Linked DNA regions of Homo sapiens: region 2 is linked to region 1. Evidence: read pairs that join two places in POLR2A ChIA-PET (ENCODE). Cell type or tissue: IMR-90. All regions are shown on one strand.

Region 1 (2,500 bases):
TTTATTTTGTGTTCAGCAGGCACCTTCTTTGATAATTATAAGAGCTTAGTGACTGAGAGAATTCAGTAATCTTCCTGACCCCTATGCCTTCCCAACAAAGGAGATTATCTTTTAGTTTATAGAAAGGTCACTCAGGTAAAACTGAAATCTCCTTCAAGGCAAGATAAATATCTTTATCCTTAACTGTGTCTCTGACATGCCATTATTTTTTCTTCAGTAGTAGTTTGCTGGCCCATAAGTCTTTTATGTGAACTGCTTATGGTTGGAAACTTAAACACTGTCACTTTAGCTCAGCACTTGTTTATTGACATACTTTCCTATGTGTATGTACTGTGCTAGGAACTGAGTGAGCCCTAGGTAAATGCTGGAGCCAGGGGAGATAAAAAGAGAGTTTAATTCTTGTGTTCTCTAGCTAGTTATTGATTACTTGTAGCTAATTTCATAAGAAACTCTTGGAGGAAACTGAAGAGTAGTTGTAGGTTCTACCTGGATGTGACAGGATTCTATGTGTATGCCTGGATATGAGGACAGCTTGTTGAATACTGCCTGTTAATTTGCTTTTGGGTGGATCATGAGGTCAGGAGTTCGAGACCAGCCTGGCCAACATGGTAAAACCCCGTCTGTACTGTACAAAAAATTAGCTGGGCATGGTGGCAGGTGCCTGTAATCCCAGCTACTCGGGAAGCTGAGGCAGGATAATCACTTGAACCCGAGAGGCGGATGTTGCAGTGAGCTGAGATGATGCCACTGCACTCCAGCCTGGGCAACAGAGCAAGACTCCATCTCAAAACAAAGAAAGAAAAAAGATGAGAGAAATATTGTTGTGCTTTAAGAAAGCCTTTTAAATTAAAATGTGAGTTGACACCCCAGCCAGAATAAGGGTGATGGTGTCAGGCTCCTGAAAATGATTTTGTTGTGTATATTTTACTTATATACAGCTTTTAAGAGAATAACTTGTATAAAATAAGATACTTAATTTTAGATATTATTATAATAAGTCTTAACAAGTAATAAGATATAAAATTAAGTATCTTATTTTATACAAGTTAATTACTTATTAGTGGTAATTCCACCTGCAGGCTTGAAGTTTCATGGCCTCCAGTGTTTCTCTCCAATGGAACCTTTGCTCCGTTGAACCTTGGATGGCTTAGAATCTGGCACAGATGCTAAGGGTTGAGAAGTGAATGATAGTTCTGTTGGCAATCTTAATTCCTTGATGGGCAGGCCCAGGATCACATCCATACCTTAGAAAGGGTAGCAGGGAAATACTAGCTCAGCTTCCTCCCTGAAGAATGCCAGTATTTCCTGGAAAAGAGCTGAAGAGGATCCTATGGAGGAGCCTGAGACCACTGCAGGTTAGGAGACAGGAAGGCAGGGAAGAGGAGACAGGAAGGCAGGGAAGAGGAGACAAGGAGGCAGGGAAGAGTTGACAGGAAGGCAGGGAAGAGGAGACAGGAAGGCAGGGAAGAGGAGACAAGGAGGCAGGGAAGAGTTGACAGGAAGGCAGGGAAGAGGAGACAGGAAGGCAGGGAAGAGGAGACAGGAAGGTAGGAAGAGGACTTTTTCCAAGGAGCCAGTGGTCCGCAGTAGGGATGCTGCTGGTTGAGGGCTACAGAGGACGTGGGTTAATGGAGTGATGGGAGTGGGACGTACTTTACTGAGGGATGAAGGAGAGGTGCGGAATCTTAGGCTACTCTGGAGAAACCTGGAGAAGGAGGGAGATGGGAGAGAAATAGAAGCTAGAATGTTTGCAAAGATGAAGCATTTTGGGGTTTGGTGGTTTTTTGTTTTAAGATAAAAAGGGGGGGAATTTTACAAGCTGAAGAGATGGCACAGAGAGGAAAAAGTTTTATTTGTGGTTAAAGTAGTGAGCATGCTTTTCTGAAATGTCATTTCTCAAGGAGATGGCGGCTTGGAGGGGGTCAATTGATGGTTAATAGGAAGCCAGTCTAATGAAAAGCTAGCTATACCTTTGAAATAGGAAATTTGTAGTTAGAAATGTTTGTGTTCTCTTTGTTTAAATTGTAGCTTGTGGTATAACAAAACATTCACTCATCAAATTTTGTAAAGAATTGGCTGTATGCAGATACTAGGAAGATGGCAGTAATGAAACAGACACAAATCCCTGCTCTCAGAGAGATAATATTCTAACAAAAACGTGTTTGTAAGTGTGCGCAGAACCCATTTCATGATTTCTGCTTGGTTTGTGGACTCGACTGAGGTTGATGTGAGCAGTTCCTGTAAAGGACCATCCCTATCCCAGGTTGTTCAGAGAATTGTTTTCCGTCCAAGCCCTCTGAGTGGCTCTTGTGTTTGTCTACCCTCTTCCTAATTGTCGCTTTTAAATACCTCATAGAAATACTCTCTCTCCATATTTCAACTTGGTCAGCATGTGTACCTGACTACAGCCAGTCAAATTTTGGTGCTGGTGACATGGGTGTGGCAGTGCACGTGGGAAGGTAATTCAGGAATTACCTTTTTTTTGGTAATAATGTCAGAG
Region 2 (2,500 bases), 270 kb before region 1:
CTTCTTTCACAAAAAACAAATAACATAGGCATATTATTATTCTTGATTTACGGATGAAGAAAGTGAGGAAAGGAAATGTTAAATAACTTGTCTCAGGCCATCCAGCTAGAAAGTGGATAGCCAGGATATGAAACTAGACAATGAGCTCCAGATCTTATTTTGTAAAAATCTTAATGAATAATAGCACACATATACAGCAGTGTTCAAGTCAAAAATGTGCAGATTAATTACTTTTCATAAAGTAAACTTGCCCATACCATTTCCAGAATATTACCAGCATCCCAGAAGCCCTCATTAGGACCCTATTCAGTTACCGCTCACCCCATCCCAACTAAGGATAACCACTACGCTGATTGCTAACACCATAGGTTAGAAGAACTTATACTTTAACCACTATGTTGTAGATCCCTGAAGACAGTATTAGAAGATCACATTCTTATAATCAAGAGAAGAAACAAACATGTTTGGTGGTTTCAAATTAATCGGTAGTAAAAACAGGCAATCCGCAGACTAGAGAACTACTCATTGATTTGATACATATTCATTGAGCATCTACTATGTAACAAGCATTGTACTAAGCACTAGGTATTCAACATTGATTGAAACAGACAGAGCTCCTCCTCTATAAAGGTTTTAAGACTTGGTCCACTTTATCAACTAATAGGTGGCTTAGAGAGTAGAAGAAGACTACTCAGTGATCTTGGTGGTGGCTGACAGCCACAATAGTGGTGGTCAATAGCCTTAGTGATGGGGCCGACAATAGTGCTGGCACTCCAGAGAAGAGTTGCCCTGGCTCTGGTCTCTAGAATTTTAGCAGAATGTCCTTTGAGTCTCCTGGAATTTTGGAAAGGTGACAATTAGAGCTAATTGCATGACATTCCACTAAAAACTATTTTATAAACAATTTCTGAATACTCTCTTTATAAGCAATAACTTAGGAAAAGTCTACAAGCTTAATGTAACCAGAGAGATTACAACATGAGATGGGAGATGTGGGGATATTGCATGAATAGGAAAAAAATTTAAAAGACCACCAGGGAACTCCACCCCAGCTAATGAGGAATGATTACTCCCTGCTGACAAGCAACTGAGCCACTCTAACTAATATTTTCCAGAGTAATAAAGAGGCTGATGCAAGACAGTGAAGCATCCAGGGGCTATTTCCAAACAAATTCTGGGAGATACAAAAGCAAATAGACCAATGACAGTTAAAAAAAAAAAAAGGCTTCTATGGGCTACTGCAAATTGAGCTACTTGCATCACTGTGACCCAGTCGTGCCTTATGCCCAGGGATACTTTAGTAACTGCTCTCTTGTGGTTCAGGGAGAATGTAGATGGAAGGTGAGTTTTAAATGTACCGACGTCTTGCTTTTTCCAAAGTTGACTTGATCTCTCCCTTGAAATGCATATGCTAATATGACCCCTGGGAATTGTGCAAACCTACCAACACACCACAAGGTCAGCTGTTTAGACATTGTTGGGTTTCCGTAATGCTGAGAAAATAGCATGGGAGCCCTGCAGGAACCGTGCCATCACTGTGTTTCTCTTATCTGAGCTCGGTTCTCACACTAGCTGGAGCTCTTGCATCTACTGTACAATGAAAACATACTGTGGGAACAACTGAAATTTCATCTCAGGGGAGGAGAAGGGGTGCATTTTCTCCTATTACCCAACTCCATGCTATGCAACCAGTCTCACCCATCCTTGTGTCAAATCCGCATAGCTAATGGAGCATGAGAAGCCTTAAGTGCCTCAGTCTATTTATTGTAAACAGTGAAAGGGTGTAAGCAGCAAACAGGACTTCTAATCATGGAAAGCTGAGTGGAGCTGTGCAAAGGGCTTGCAGGGAAACCCAAGTCCAGAGAGCACAGCTAGTGTGTAATGAACTGCAAGGGTGGCCTCAGGTCTTTTCCTATAAATGAGCGACAGGCAGACTCCTAGGAGCTTTGCAGCACCAATGAGGAGCAGCGAGGCCTGAGCGGGGAATCTGCAAAGCTCAGGAAGTTCTGACTCTATGATGAAAAGACTGAGCAAGAGAAAAGCCCCATTTCCAAATGGAAAAGGTCTAGACATCTAAATCCTTTCCTCTCATTTTTTTTTCTCACCATGATTTCAGCTTGCATTCAGTGGGAGCTGGCAATCTTTCCACTCAGGTCTTGTTCCTTGACAAACACAGTGCAAAAACTGATGCTTAGGCTTTAAACTATGTGGAGCACGCCCAAGGCTACTTTGTAGAAAGCGAAGGTCTGTGCAATGACCTGCTCCCTGGAGCCCTTGTAATAGTTGTTGGGAAGGTCTCAGAGCCAGCAAAATGATCGTTTCTGACTCTGTGGCTGAGGGATGGTGCTGCAAATGTGTGTTCTCTTGGGTTTCACTTCCTCCTGCCAAGATCACTCTGCCCTGCACCCTCCTCTTTTCTTCAAGGGATTAGGGGCTAGACCATTCATTCACTCATTCACTCAGCAAATATTTATTATTTGCTATGTGTCAGGCACTGATT

The links. ChIA-PET counts read pairs that join two places held together with the same protein. Peaks named below come from ENCODE experiments on the same cell type or tissue, not always from the same donor. Only the 100,000 strongest peaks of a DNase experiment are listed, where the experiment ranks them.
Region 2: POLR2A ChIA-PET joins it to region 1 with 6 read pairs; 3 of 35 experiments call an interaction of 5 or more read pairs at or near these places.

Annotation. Positions count from the first base shown.
Region 1 is chr5:56,833,923-56,836,422 of GRCh38, forward strand. All of the region lies in intron 1 of MAP3K1 (mitogen-activated protein kinase kinase kinase 1), which reads left to right. Among named protein-coding and RNA genes, the nearest start is that of MAP3K1, 20 kb to the left of the region's middle. In IMR-90, no CTCF peak of the experiment used is centred here; no DNase peak of the experiment used is centred here.
Region 2 is chr5:56,563,552-56,566,051 of GRCh38, forward strand. The region is part of intron 1 of C5orf67 (chromosome 5 putative open reading frame 67); the gene reads right to left. Among named protein-coding and RNA genes, the nearest start is that of C5orf67, 41 kb to the right of the region's middle. In IMR-90, no CTCF peak of the experiment used is centred here; a DNase peak (open chromatin) is centred at 1,370; H3K27ac peaks cover 952 bases.